Regions from separate parts of the Mus musculus genome. Here all the other regions are linked to region 1. Evidence: chromatin contacts called from ENCODE Hi-C or POLR2A ChIA-PET data. All regions are on one chromosome and are shown on one strand. The core of a region is the stretch at or near the end of the contact, and the rest is flanking DNA. Distances in the headings are between cores, read along the strand shown. Region 1 overlaps Afap1l2 (actin filament associated protein 1-like 2). Region 2 overlaps Afap1l2 (actin filament associated protein 1-like 2). Region 3 holds the start of Afap1l2 (actin filament associated protein 1-like 2).

Evidence for each region. A loop is a pair of places that touch in the nucleus more often than their neighbours do. ChIA-PET counts read pairs that join two places held with the same protein, here RNA polymerase II (POLR2A).
Region 2: a map of left cerebral cortex shows a loop between it and region 1 (1.9-fold over the local background). The contact joins two enhancer-like sites. A Hi-C loop is called at or near these places in 1 of 37 maps with a recorded cell type or tissue (left cerebral cortex). POLR2A ChIA-PET finds 5 or more read pairs at or near these places in 1 of 5 experiments (Patski).
Region 3: a map of left cerebral cortex shows a loop between it and region 1 (2.0-fold over the local background). The contact joins the promoter of Afap1l2 here to the enhancer-like site in region 1. A Hi-C loop is called at or near these places in 2 of 37 maps with a recorded cell type or tissue (T-helper 17 cell and left cerebral cortex). POLR2A ChIA-PET finds 5 or more read pairs at or near these places in 1 of 5 experiments (Patski).

What each region holds. Positions count from the first base shown.
Region 1 is chr19:56,971,927-56,976,986 of GRCm38, forward strand. The region is part of intron 1 of Afap1l2 (actin filament associated protein 1-like 2); the gene reads right to left. Among named protein-coding and RNA genes, the nearest start is that of Gm38597, 3.3 kb to the right of the region's middle. Within about 2 kb of position 2,431, at least 1 of the 3 ENCODE cell types and tissues checked has a DNase peak (open chromatin) inside an H3K27ac peak, as active enhancers do.
Region 2 is chr19:56,927,281-56,932,340 of GRCm38, forward strand. It overlaps Afap1l2 (actin filament associated protein 1-like 2), which reads right to left. Exons shown (of 19, transcript NM_001177797.1): 6 at 2,776-2,981; 7 at 969-1,148. Among named protein-coding and RNA genes, the nearest start is that of Gm38597, 48 kb to the right of the region's middle. Within about 2 kb of position 2,374, at least 1 of the 3 ENCODE cell types and tissues checked has a DNase peak (open chromatin) inside an H3K27ac peak, as active enhancers do.
Region 3 is chr19:57,006,680-57,011,739 of GRCm38, forward strand. Afap1l2 (actin filament associated protein 1-like 2) reads right to left here and starts at 1,896. Exons shown (of 19, transcript NM_001177797.1): 1 at 1,472-1,896. The coding sequence starts at 1,487.

The DNA of each region.
Region 1 (5,060 bases), core at 1,181-3,680:
CGGACACACACGGACACACAGACACACATGGACACACATGGACACACACACATGAACACAGACACACACACACATGGACACAGACACACACACACATGGACACACACGGACACATGGACATACACACATACACGGACACACGGACACACACGGACACACACATGAACACAGACACACACACACATGGACACACACGGACACACACAGACACATGGACACATACACACATGGACACAGACACACACACACACACACACATGGACACAGACACACACATGGACACAGACACACACGGACAAACACACACACAATGGACACACACGGACACATGGACACATACACACATGGACACAGACACACACACACATGGACACAGACACACATACACATGGACACAGACACACATACACACACAAACACACACACACACACATGGACACACACGGACACATGGACACATACACACATGGACACAGACACACACACACATGGACACAGACACACACACACACACATGGACACACACGGACACATGGACACATACACACATGGACACAGACACACACACACATGGACACAGACACACACACACGGACACATGGACACATACACACATGGACACAGACACACACACACATGGACACAGACACACACACACATGGACACAGACACACACACACGGACACATGGACACATACACACATGGACACAGACACACACAGACACACACATGCTGAGCCTTATGGGACAAGGGCAGAATATCAACACATGGCTTTAGGAAAATACAAAGAGCCCTTGGAAGGACCAGACTTTTAGTGTGTTTCTGGTTAGAAAGAGTCTATTTTTCCACCTGATTATAACAATTTGATTGTGTTTAAAATCAGTCAGGAATTCCAAACATCCTGGCTAGGCACCGTCCTCCATTTTTGCTGTAACTGTTAACAGCTCTCCTAGAAAACAGAGTAAGAAAGTGTGGCCCAGGGAACCCAACAGGTGTCACAGGACAGCTGCTCAGAGATCCATGCAGAGCACCTGGCTCTGGCCTGTTCAGATGGCCTGTCTCTCTCTCATGGGGGCATCAGGAACTGAGCCTGTCACACATTCAGGTCCCAGAGCAGCAAGCTGGGGACACAGTGGCTTTGTGGGAGCCAGGGAGAAGCATAGCTTGGTGACATGCTGACTGAGAAATTCCAAGATAGGAGCTGGGCCTGACGAAGCATGCCTATTGTCCTACTGACCACTCAGGAGGTTGAGGTGGCGAGGTTGTGATTCTGAGGCCACCCTGGACTACACAGAGTCCATGTCTCACAAAAACAAAACACAAAAGAAACTCTGATTTTTTTTTAAAGGTCTTTAAGCTTGCTGGCCTCCCAGACCATGGTTAGCATAGTCTGGGTGATAGTCACAGTGCTCTCATGTGCCACTACTATACATGAACCAGAATTCCTGAACCCCTCAACGACATACAGTGCTGGATAAACTCTTTTCACTTTCTAAGGAAGCGGTCTTGTTGTGTTGCCCAAGCTGGTTTCAAACTCAAGCAAAAGTCTTGCCTCAGTATTCTGGGTGGTAAGGTCTGTAGGTGTGTACATGTATGTGTGTGTATGTGCGTGCGCGCATGTGTGTACACATGTGTTCATGAGTGTATTCACACACGTGTGTACAGGTAGAGGCCAGAGATCGCATAAATGTGCCTTCGTCTTTTGAGACAAGGTCTCTCCTTGAATTCCCACAGTCAGAGAGACTCTGCTGCACGTGCTGGGCAAAGTGCCCAGGAACTCTCACCTCCAGCAGTGGGTCTGCAGGCATGTGTCACCTCCACTGCATGCGTGTGTGTCTGCAGGGGTTTACATGGGCTCTAGGGGATCAGACTCCAGTCTTCATGCTTGTATGGCAGACACTTGAACTGCACCAATCCTCCAGTCCAGCTTTGACAACCACTATCCAAATTAGACAGATTCACTATCCAATCTTAGAGTAAAAGACCCTAAGCACTGGGCTTTTCCTTAAGGTACAGAGATTACAAATTGAGCTGAAATCAAACCCTAGATCTCTGTCCAGGCTATCTGCTCTTCTTGCTCAACATCCATTCTGTCTCCCAGAATTGACCCTGTTCCGTTCATACCACGGAAGGGACAGGACTGTCATGAGACAGCCTGCTATGTCCAGGCTCACTGTATTTCCTTTACCTTCAAAACAACCCTGCACAAAAGACAGAGATACACCCACATTACAGATGTGGAAACTGAGGTGTCTGAAGAAGTATAGGCCTTGTGCAAGAGCACAGTACTGAGGTGACACAGAACAGACTGTGCCAGGACACCACAGATAGTGCCCTGTCCCCACAGGCTCTGGCAGCGTTGCTGACGCATCATGAAGACATCCTCAGAAGCAGCTGCCACTGTGAGCTAACTAAAGGCCACAGAGCGGACAGCCAAACTGTCACTTACAATCACTGTCCCAGTCCCTTTCCCAAGTGGACATTCTCCAGGGCTGCCTGCTTCTTCACTACTGGCTCAGCAGAGGCACAGCTGTGACAGCCGCTTGTCCCTTAGCTCCTGCTAGTGGTTGGCTGGGGGAGGGGCCTGGTCATCACTCTTGATGTAAACCAGGGTTTCACCCAGAGGCCTCCACCCAGTAGGCCTCTGCAGCTTAACTCACAGAAATGTACTCTCTTCCAGGCCTGCAGGTTGAAGTTCAAAAAGGCTTGTCAGCAGGGCCATGTCCTCTCTGAAGACGGGGGAGGATCCTTCCCTGCCCGTCCTTGATGGAAACTGATGGTTGCTAGTATGCCTCGGCTTCCAGCCTCACGACTCGGGTCTGCCTGTTGTCCTGGGATGTTTTCCTTGTGTGTTTCTGTGTCCAAACTGTTCTCTTCTTCTAAAAAATACCAGTCGCTGGATGAGGGCCCCTCATCCAGCACGACACAATCTTAAGTTCATCTGCAGAGACTTTGTTTCCAAAGTTAAATCACATTCCAAGAGCCAGGACCTGAGAGTATCGTTCATGTTTCACAAGGAAGATGAAAAGCCAAACACAACTTAGAATCAACCATCCTTTGTGTCTGCCTTGAGCTCAGCTCATGTTGCTGAGTCTACACAGCTGCTGCCCAATGCCAATTTGTTGAATGAATCAATGAATGAATGGATGGATGGATGGATGGATGGATGGGTGGATGGATGGGTGGATGAATGAATGAACAGAAGTAGGTATTTTGAAGGGCATTTTGTAAGAAGCCAAAAATCAGGAAGGGTAAACTGAGTCCCACCACTGAAGAATCCGTAACCCAGAAGGAAGAGTTGACTCACTGTTCTGCACTCTGTTATGTCACATGACCAATATTCTCTAGAGCAAGAGAACGTGGTGAAGGATTATGGGAGAAGGAAGACGACGACTGTGTGAATGAATGAAGAGCGTTCCAAGAGATAGAAAGAGAAGAGCTGAGAGGGAGGGGTGGCTGCGCATGTATTTCAGACAGACACACAATGAAGACATGACCTCAGTAACAAGCAGAGACAGCCAGGCACATGGGTAGAACCTTGGCTCCCCAGGCGAAACCGTCTAGTTGGCCATGAGAAGTCACAATGGCTTAGAGCAGAGACCAACAAGAAAGCTTGTAGAGTCTGGAGTTAGCTGCAGGGGGCGTGTGTGGTAACACATAGTGGACAGAAGCTGACCAGCAATCTGAAGCCTCCCTTTGATTCCACTCAGCCACAAACTCAAATCCACAGCTCTCTGGCACAGGCTGTCTGGGGAGCCACTAATGCTGGCCACAACTCTTAGTGAGACATAGTGTACAGGGCCAGCAGCCTGAATCAGGGTTTCTACATTTTGGGCTTTCAATAGGAGGGAATCCCTTCTCTCCTGTCAGCATGCTCATTCATTAAATCATAACCATTCTGGCAGAGAAAACAGCTAAGTTCTCCAAGTACCGCTCAGTTTGGTGCTAGACAAATAACACACGCTGAAGTGTCTGGGACGTATCTTGTCCTTTTCCACTCTCAAGCCCGCATATGACCAGAAAGTCCCAAGCCATGTAGTCTGTCCAGGAAACCCAGAGTGGTTAACAGTTTAACCTGCAGAGCAGCACCAATGCAGTGACAAAGCTGAGGCACTCGCTAGGACCCCATTTGCAAGGTGACCATCCAGTAGATCCAAATATATCAGACGTTAACTTATTAGGAAGATGAGAATAATGTAAATCTATGTAGAGATCTCATATAGGAACCAATAATATTCAGAGCGCCATCTGAAAAACACCACCTGGTCCTCTGGGGCTTTTGGCTGTCTTCAGTTGCCACTGATGAGCTGAACCCCATTCTCAGCTATGACCCCCCCAAAGACTCGCAGTCCTTAAGCACCCCTTCTCAGCTCAGGTCTCTGTAGACCCCATGGCTACTCAGCCGAAGGCAGTCCTTCCTTGACCACCCTGGATCTAGCGTTTCATCATTTATTTGTCATCACATCTTCAGGACTGAGATACAGTGTGCTTGCTCTCGGGAGGCCGTTTTAAGGGGCACGTCCACTCATTATTGTCTTAATTCTCAGCAAAGGGAAGTTTCTTGAATGCGTGTGCCATAGACAACTGAGGCAGGTCTGGGCTGTATCCAGGCAGGCCTGGTAGAGACTCTCAAGAGGACATCAACAACAGGTGACTGTGCAGAGCCCTCCCAGACAAAGGGCAAAGAAGATCCATGGCTGTCTGTCCCACCCACTCTCTGATCAGGCCGCTGGTTGGCTGGTTCCCATGGAGGTCTGTCGCTGGTTGGTTGGTTCCCATGGAGGTCTGTTCCACCCACTCTCTGAGCAGGCCACTGGTTGGTACCCAGTGTGTATACTTCTAAAGGATAGCTAAAAACAGGACAGGGAGCCAAAACCAAGAAGAGAATAATAAAGAGAATTAAACCAAGCTCTACTTTTGAAGGGTATCACGGCAGGAGAGTCGTCGGGAGGGAATTATTCTTCTCTGATAGGGGGAAAGAATGGCTGTCTATCAGTTCCATGGAAGTGACAGGCTTTTTTCTGATACCAAGTGGCAAGAGGAATTCCCCTCATTAGAC
Region 2 (5,060 bases), core at 1,124-3,623, 45 kb before region 1:
CTGTTCTACATGACAGTCTAGAAAGGACTGAAGCACTGCTCAGACCCTCCTAGGAGACTGGCTTGGCCAAACTTTTCTAAACATTTAGTGGTTTCACAGAAACAGCCTGTCGGCTTCAAATCTAGGGCATTCAGCCCATGGGGTGACCAGTACCCCCCATTTTCAGTCATATTTTAATGGGTCCCTTCAGGGTCTTTTCTGGCTTAGTCAGGAGAGGTGAGGTAGCAGACACAATGCCACAAACAGCCACGATGGTTGACCAGGTGGCAGGAAGGAATGAGAGTGTGGCTCTGGCTCTCACTGGGATCACCAGGGGCTCTGGAGGGCTTTGAGACCTTGCCGAACCGAGTCTTTTCTTGCTTCAGACAGTGTACTTTCTGGACCTGCTATGCTCAACATCTTTAATTAGGCAGGGAGCCCCTCCCCAGGTGCTTCCTCATTAAAGCTGGACTACACAGTAGCAGAGGTGTTCAGATACATCTCAAGTGGCAGGGCCCAGTGCCATGAAGACTGTCCTAAATCCAGCTGCGATTCATTTGCCAGGTGACACTGCCTCTGTCCTCTGAGCCTTAATCTCCAATCACATAAAACAGGCTCCCCAAAATTGCCCAACTCCTTCCAGGGTTAAATCTGCTCGAAGGCCAAGGTCCATGTGGGTATCACAGATGCAGCGAATATCGACTTTATCATGGGAGAATGTGATGCCTCTTCAGAAGAAGACAGCAAAGAGATTCCAACTACATACCCCACAGCCCTGGCTTCCAAGAATTCAGACTAAGCAACCAAGTGTGGTGTCTGGTCCATGACACCAATTGCCAATACCCAGAACGCTAGAAGCTCTGAGTGCCTGAAAGGGCCCTTTCTACTCCCGACCACATCATCCGACCCTTTAGAAGAAGCTGGGAGGCAGAACTCCAGGGGCCCTTCCCTCGAGCACTGGAGGAAGCGGCTCGGCCCATCCCACTTACCCGAAGCCACTGCTCAGCTTGGTCCTTGCTCTGCAGGCCCAGCACGATAACGTCAGCGTTCATCGGTGTGATCTTGAGCTTGTGTCCTTTCTTCCGCACTTGCTTCTCCTTGTGCACGACGCTGCTGCCCCGCAGGTTCACGTCCAGCTGAGGACTGTGGTCTTTGGACGATTTGTAGCACTGGAAGAGAAGGGATGCTATTTTGTACAGTGGTAGATTCTGCAAAGGAGAGACCCTTGGACACTGGAGTGCACCCCTCTCCTGCGTGAGCCTGATCTTATCTCTAAGTCATAGGGCTGGATACCCTAAGCAGGCCGGGGGCTTTAACCTCCATCAGTCTCAGTCTGTCTCTATGTCTGTCTGTCTGTCTGTCTGTCTGTGTCTCCTCTCCCTCTCCCTCTCCCTCTCCCTCTCCCTCTCCCTCTCCCTCTCCCTCTCCCTCTCCCTCTCCCTCTCCCTCTCCTTCAAGCTCTTTGTTCCTGACTTTGCCAGGGATGTTCCAGGACTTGCATTATTCAATGGTTCTCTATTTCTCTGGCCTCAGAGCAGGGGGCTCCTCAAATACAGCCGTGTGCCACTTAGTGACGTTCTAGTCAGTGATGGAGTGCAGTGATATACAGTGGCTTCCTAATCTTGTATCCCTCAATGGCACAGTTGTCTTTGTTTGAGTAAGAACAAACTATGACACTAACTATGACATCACCTAAGGACATGTTTCTCAGAACGCATTACCTAAGTGACACAGGACTCTCTGTCCCCTGTAGACAGGATTCACTTCTCCACAGTAGGACACATGTTTATTCTATTTCTCTACCTCTCTGCATGCCTTAGCTTTTTCAGCAGAAGATCCACTGGGCAGGAAAGCCAAGCTATGGTCTAGCTTACCAGGCAACAGAACTCTAAGGAAGGGACCATCATCCTCTATCAGAGAAGACATGTTGCCCTTCGGTCTCTTGTTGTAAAATGAACAGCAAGGCAAGATGACCCAAAACAACATCTGAACTGAGGTAGACATATTGTGACCAGAGGAAAGATATTTATAAAGACCGTGTGAGATTATAGGTCAGGGCACAAAGCTGTCTGTTTTTGTTCTGTTTTTGAGATAAGGTTCTGCTGTGATGCCCAGTCTGCCCTACAGTCCTGAGACCCAAATTATCTTGCCCCATACTCTAGAGCAGCTGACCGACCACACCTAGTGAATTTTAATTTAAAATGTCAGGAAATGGGGCTATTGTCAGAGTCCAGTCTCTGGTTCCTCTACAGGTTTTTGACTTAGAATGGGTGGCTCTGAGTTTTGTAATTCTTGGGACAGTTCCAATAGTTCTCAGCTTGCTCAGACCAAAGCAGCAGCCAGAACTGGGGCTGGAGCTGAGCTGAGGAAGCCACTGGGGACGATGTAGCTCTCCAAAAAAGGAGGATGCACAGAGGCCATGTGTTGGCACATGTCTGTGATGCCAGCCCTAGAGATGCTGGGGCAAGAGGGTGACAAGTTCAAGGCCTGTCTGGGCTGCATGGCGAGACCCTGCCTCACCCCTGCCCCTGCCTTAAAACAAGCAAGATGCAAGGGATGGGGTGGGGACAGCAACTTTCCTGCTATGAGAGTTTAATTAAAAACTACTCTATCTTCCTAATTCAGGCAAAATACATTAATCTTCATTTGCAGGATTTTGAACATTATCTTAAGCTAGGGAAATGTTAAACTCTCCTGATATCAAAGGTTCTAACCTCCCCCAGTGTCTTATGGGGAGTAAGCCCCCTCTCCCACAGCCCCTCCCCCCATACCCCAATAGAGAAGATAAGGACTGACCAAGAGCCTGGTGTCCCTGATCACACAGAGCTGCTTGGCCCACTGGCCTAGCCACTTCTTGCGCCACAGGAAGGCACAGATGCGGGCATCACGCATCAGCTCAATGCTGGCCTCGGGCGAGGGCCACTGGTAGGGGGCAGCCTTGCCTTTGCTGTTCTCGTCCTCATCGTAGGACTCGTAGGAGCTGCTCACAGCCTCTCCATCCTCTGCAAGGAAGATCCACCCAGTCAGTCAGGGCCCAGCTGGGCATGAGTATCTATCTGCACATAAGCAACATGAAGAAGGCAGCAAGCAGAACAGCTGGAAACCCCAGGCTGCCACCGCCCCAGCCCTCCCATCCTTGAAACAGCTCAATGGCTTTCCATCCCAGCCCACTTGAAGAAACTTCTCAGACGCTGACTCGGACTGTCTTCATCAACTCCACCAATAACCCCAATGAGCTGCAACCGCCCTGCAGATGAGCTGCACCCTTGCCCTGTGGGCCTCTGGCTCCTCGGCCAATGGAAATTCCAGCTTCCAGGCTGGGTCTACATCTTCCCTAGGTCTAGGAGGGGTCTGTCTCTTCAGAGGGTGGGGGGGGGGAGAAAAAAGGCCACATAAGCCATAGCAGAAAGTGGCTTTTCCAGAAGTGGCTGTTTCCCATGTTTAGGGCATGGTAGTACATAGTTTTAACCTCAGTATTGGGGAAGCAGAGGCAGATGGAGATCTGTGAGCCCCAGGCCATCTTGGTCTATACAGTAAGCCCCTGTCTCAAAAGGAAAAACAACAATAACAAAACACTGTCCTGGATCCTGGTCAAAACCCTTCTTAACAATTCTGTTCATTCCCCAGGTCATGGTCCCCTCACCTACTTGGAACTGCCCTGGGCTCCTGGGCTGGGCTCTGTCTCTCAGCTTCTCTTACTACCAGCCAGAGGAAACTTTGCATTCTATCTTAAAGACTCCCTAAGCTCAGCTCAGCACAAATTATGAATGATTTAGTGCACACTTCATCTTCTTCCAAGTCTAGTTCATATTCCTACTGTCCTGCAAGTGTGGTTCTAATCTCCAGCCTCACTGCTGTGTTTAAGGCCGACAAAAACCATGTTAAAAAAAAAATCAGTCTACTTTCTACCCATACACCCATCCATGTGTGCATGCATGTATCCACTGCCCCATGCATCAATCTATGTGTGCATGTATGCATCCACTAGCCCATGTGTCCATCCATGTGTGCATGCGCATATCCACTGACCCATGCATCCATACACGATGTATCCAACTATCCATGCATCCATGGATCCATGCATCCGTGCATCTGCCCACTCATGTATCCATTGCCTATACATCAACACATTCATCTAGCCATCCTTTAGAACATATTATGGGAAAGAAAAGGTGACTCTGGATTCCAATGGCATCCCCTATCGAGATCTAGTGATCTTGATATTCTGCCTGAATTCCTAGTGAACAAGGAGTTCAATGTTCCCCTATTCCTAGACACTCCACTCTGATCAGAAAAACATGCCCCGTTGCTGCTTCCCCGAGCCCTCCAAATAGTAGTTCCTGATCTGTCCCTGAGATAGACTGAGAAATAGCCCCACCATCCCATGACTCCTTTCAAGAGATGAACTGGACGTGGTGGCGCACACCTTTAATCCCAGCACTCGGGAGGCAGAGGCAGGCAGATTTCTGAATTCAAGGCCAGCCTGGTCTACAAAGTGAGTTTCAGGACAGACAGGGCTATTCAGAGAAACCCTGTCTCGAAAAACCAAAAAAAGAAAGAAAAAAAAAAAAAACAGAGAGAGAGAGAGAGATGAACTTGTGTGGTGTCGTCCCTTTTGTATTTTTAGCTGGATTCCTGCATACTAGTTAAATAGAGTTGCAGTTGAATTAGAATACAGGAAAGTGGAATGGGGCTAGTGTGGTCCTTATGTTAGCCATGGCGCCAAACAAAATGTATTGACTTTGTTTCAATACTGTTAAGAGTAATCCTTAAGTCTTCTCACACCAGTTTTAAGAGTAGCATGATACCACTCATCTTCCTGCCTTACCAAATGCATATAAACCAAACAGCTACAAATATACAGAGAGAGAAAATAATGACACTTTCCAGAGGAGGACCCTGAGGTCCAGTGTAGCTGTAGAACAGAAAACACACACAAGCCTCTCAGGAAGGGACCAGGCAGCCTGTTGTTCCATGAGCCACAAGGCATGCATACATACTTTCTGATCCAGTAACCCCAGTCCTGGAAGGTTGTCCTAGGAAACTAACTTTCAAAACAAGAAGTCAGGGGCCCAGCAAGA
Region 3 (5,060 bases), core at 646-3,145, 34 kb after region 1:
ACTTGTTGCCTGGTCTCTAACTTGAACCAGTTTGCTGCTTGGGCAAAGAAGCTTGCAATTTGGATCTTCTATTTGGGGCCAACATCTGCTTCAATGTCACAATCCAAGGAGCTGAAGCGACCTTGGAAGTCGGGATTTCCAGTGAGGAGACGCCCAAGGCCCCAATCGGCTCCCCCTCCTCGCCCCCAGGTTCCCTCCCTAAGTGGGGAGCAGCAAGAGCCGCCTCTCTTCTACCAAGAGAGGGGCTGTGGCCGCCAATATTCGAGACTGCATGAGGGCAACTTCAGCCTTTCCCTCACAAACTGACCAGATTCCATCAGAACTAAGACAAGACCTCCCGGATAGACGGGGGAGAGAGGCTAAGTGATTTCTCCTGGCGCTCCTCCCCTACCCCGCTGACTCCAGAGCCCTGACCCTGCATTCACAGGTGAGTCACTAAAAAGACTACGTTAGGAAACTAAAGCCTGCCCGCACAGTTCCCTTATGTGAGTTCCATAAATAAGAAACCATAGAGGGAGATCGAGATTCCTTGGCAACCTGAGCGTTTGCCTTATTACCCTCCCATGGGAAAATAAGTGCAGAGGCAGAATTTCCCCTTGCAGGCTTAACTTAGACAACCCCTAAAAAGAGCGAGTACAAGACCCTTTTCCCAGAGGGAGGCATGTAGGGGCGCACCGACGCATCTGCCTCAGGGGCAGCACCTTGAACCCCCTTTTCAAAGGACCTACTATCTGAGGTTTCTGGATTCCAGCCCTGGGGCTCCAAAACCCTTCGGGCATATCCGGACCGGCCCTCCCACCATGGTTTGGCCAAGATCCCTGGCCAGAGCCAAATCCAAGCTCGCTCAGCTGCCAGGACGCCTACGGGCGCTCCACCTGCTGGGCAGTCCACTGGGCTCCTAACTCACACCCCCCCCACGCAGCTTTGGGGTGCAGGATCCGCAAAGGGCATGGCGAGGCAGGTTACAAAGTGGTAGAGAGACGGACCTTGTCAAGAACAGAATAGCACGCCACCCCACCACATTAGGAGTTTTTTCTGCTACCGGACAAGACTTTTCCGGGAATCTGCAAGAAGCCCCTCAACAAGGCAGCATCCATAGAAAGAGCCCTACAACTCGCCCCTTTGCCCCCAGCAGCCCCTTACTGTTGAGACCTTACTAGGGCCCCCCTCGACTGTAGACATCTTTTCCCCAAGGCAAACTGAAACTGGGGGTGACGGGATGGCTCAGGACACACCCTCGGTTCTCCAACAGGTGAGAAGCCTCACTTTGACCTCCAAGCAGAGACCTCTGCCCCAGGGGCCCAGGAGTATCAAATAGCACGGACGGCATTCTACGCCCAGAAGCCCACCGCCCTGTTCGTGACTCCTCGGTCGCCCTCTCTAGGGCTGCGGTCCCTTGGGCGTAGACTGTCCGTTCTGGACACCTGAGTCCGGGATACCCGGAGCAAGTAGGTGCGCCCTGCGCCCTCACCTTTGTAGCGCTCCATCCCGGGCACGGTGTGCGCTGCTATCGGCTCCGCGCTGAGTTCTCCGCGCTGGACTCCGCGCTGGGCTCCGCGCCCCCGCTGAGCGCTGGCCCCTCCCAGTGAAGTCACGCTCGCCGCCCGACCTCCCGGAGTGGCCGCCGCGCCCCTAGCCCTCCGATCCTGACTCCACCCGAGCCGCCCTGGACCCCGCCAGGGATCTCCACAGCCGGTCAGGACAATCAGCGCTCTGGTCCTCACGCACCCCGCACTGGGCTCCCCGTCCCGAACGCAGATCACTTCCTCCAAGTTGGCCCGAGGGCGGCGGCGCGAAAGAAAGAGCCTGGGACGTCCTCAAAGCCCGGGGAAGACTCCGGGAACAGCGAGCTCCCGTAGGTCTCCACCAAGATCTGTTTTCTCCAGTGTTGAGACTGCGAACCCAATGCCGGGAGGAGGAGACTGAGGGCCAGCGGGGAGGTGGAGACGGACCTAGAGCGCCTCCTGCTTGATCCATCAAGCCAGTGCGCCCACATCCTGGGCCCTCCTGGATTAGCTCCTTGAATTTAGAAGCCGCTGGGGGCCGGCTTTCAGTCCACCTTGCCTGGCACCTGTACATCGTGCACACTTTAGAGCACAGGAAATGACCTCCTTGTAGCCTGCTGCCTGAGCCCAGATTTTATGGGCGTCTTAGCCTAGGCTTTCCTGAGGAGGATTACAGTGTCTGGAGCCTCCTCAGCAAGCCTGGTCTTCAAGAAAAGATGGCACCTGTCCGAGGTTATTTTCACCTCGGAACACATTTAATCCTTTTCTTTTGATTCCCTCCAATCCTTCCAAATTCCTAAATCCTCTCCAAAGATTATGGGGTTTTTGTTTGTTTTGTTTGTTTGTTTTTGGTTTTTCGAGACAGGGTTTCTCTGTATAGCCCTGGTTGTCCTGGAACTCACTTTGTAGACCAGGCTGGCCTCGAACTCAGAAATCCGCCTGCCTCTGCCTCCCAAGTGCTGCGATTAAAGGCGTGCGCCGCCACGCCCGGCTACGTTTTCTTTTAAACTTTCGGATTTCACTTTTTAAACCATGCTTGGACTCTCGACAAAGGCCCGGAATATACACTTAGGGAAGGTTTGTTGTTTTCCGAGAGCCCCCTTCATGCTTCCTTGGAGCAGCAGAGTCAGCTTTGATCTCTGCAGATCTTCCGCCCAGCGATCTGCACAAACACTTTTCCTAGTTAGAGCAGCAGCTCACGTGAACAGAGCCCTCCTAGCCAGCCAGGAGCCTCGCTCAGGGCTGCAAAACCCCAGCCTTTCAGTTTGCCCATTCACCCTGAGGTAGCAGGTCGCTGTCTGTCTCCTGTAGTATAAACAAGTTTAGGGGGAAGGGGGTGGACAAAGTCACATGGGAGGAGCCCTAGGGATGCCTACTTCCAAGTCTTATGTGTGTAGGTCAGAGACCTCCACATGCCACATGCACATGAACACACATGCAAGTACACACACACACACACACACACACACACACACACACACACACACACAGTTGGCAGCAAGAATGGGCATCTCCCAAGAGAATCAGGGTAGGAAGAGGTATTCCGCTGGCCTCCTGTACAGTAGCCCTCAAACAGTCGAGCAGCTGTGTTTCTGCCTTAGTGTTCTCATTCCTACCCCTTTCTTCCTCTTGCAAATGGCCCAGCAGGGCACACACCCTCCGTTCTGTGGTGGTTCCAGACTACTCTCAGTGGAGCCCTGGGTTTTCTTTGAAATGCTCAGTATTGGAAAAGAAGCCTCAAGTCTGTGGTCACTGGTCACTTTTGGCCAGACTCCTGCCCTGCCTGCTGAAGCTGAGTGAGCAGGTCAGGCCCCACTCAGCAGGGCTTCCGAGCTAACCTTCACACTGAAGGCTGAAGAAAGCTTGGCCCTGGCTGACACCCCTAGGGTTAAAGGGTCTCCACTCTACAAACGAGCACACAAAGAAGTGAGACTTGTGTAATTTTACAGAGTCAGGACACAAACCAGGCAGAGCCCAGGTTTCCTGACTCCAAATCCTACTTCCCTCACAGCCTTTACCTCAGGCTTTCCTGTGACATTAACTGGGCAGTGCTGTTCCCCCAAATCCTCTGACACCTGTTTCTGCCCTTCAAGAAAGCATGGCACCCCCTTCTAGGCCAGCAAGGCTCTCGTCCGTGTCTTGCCAAGTTCATTAACCCTTCCTTGTCTCCAAACTGGTTATAGCTTCCCTGAATCCTCTCCAGACATACAAAATATTAAAAATGCAGTTCAAGTCGATCTAAACCTGCAATTCACAACCCTTTTCCAGAACAAAACTGAAATGGCAGAACTACCAAGAGGAACTCCAGGCAGCCAGCCCTCCCTGTGGTCTCCTGGGTGTTGTTGAACCTCTCTGCCCTTGGCAACTTTGTAACTTTCACAAAGGAAAGGCACTGAGTTTCTGTCAGACACCTGGAACCAAGAACAGTGCTGAATCCTATATCAAACACCATTGATATTTAGTGTGCTAACCAAGCCAGCCACAGAGAAAAGCTTATACTCCACGGACATGGTGAAGAGAGAGGACAATACAGGGCCTGAGCGGGACAGAGTCTGATCACAGGAATTCATCGAGCTACTCAGAATGGCAAGATTGTTTGAACCTGTGAATTACATATTTCTGGAATTTTCTATCCAATATCTTCAGATTGCAGAGAGTTTAATAAAACTGTTAAAAATAAAATCACAAGTAAGGGAGTGTTATTGTAAGTCCTAAACTAATTATTAGCAACAAAGATGTCTTGTCTTGCATTTGAGACAGAGTCTCATGTAACCTGGTTGGCCTTATACTTACTATGTAGCTAAGGATCACCTTAACTCCTGATCCGCCCGCCTCTGCCTCCCAAGTGCTACATTGTCAGGAGTTTGGGGTTTTGCTTGTTTTTCCCCAACCACAAAGAGGCTTCTCTAACTGAGGGGCCCAGGAGGGGGTGTCCAGTGGAAGGTGTTGCTTTATAAACCATACCCTCATTATGTGCACGGCAATTCAGGAGGCCTCTCTGTTTCAGTGTCAATCTTAAGTACTTAAGTAACTTGCTCACCGTCAGAGGTGGGCAGGGGCCAGGCAGTCACCTTACAGCAGGCTTCTGACAACAGCTCTGACCCAGGCTGGGGGTCACAGTCATGACTTGTCCCTGTCTCTTAACTTGATCTCTATTTATTCTTTCACAGCCGCTCAGAAGCCACCCCTCTTGGGGTTAGACAGGTGGCTCAGCAATTAAGAGCACTAGCTGTTCCTTTAGAGTGCCAGCTTCAACCCCAGCACCCACATGGCAGCTCACAGCCATCTGTACCTCCAACTCCAGGGCATCCAATGCCCTCTTCTGGCTTCTGCAGGCACCAGGCATGCACATGATGCACAGACATACCTGCAGGTAAAGCAGGTAAAACATACACATAAAAAATCTAAAAGATTAAAAAGCCCTCCACCCCTAACCAGTCCCTGCTCCTCCATCCAGCTTCACCCTGTCCTCGGCCCAGTCCTCCTCTGTGGTCCTTTCAAGCAGGCTGATCCCTCACATTTAAAAAAGACATTTTATTATTTTGTTTATGTGCA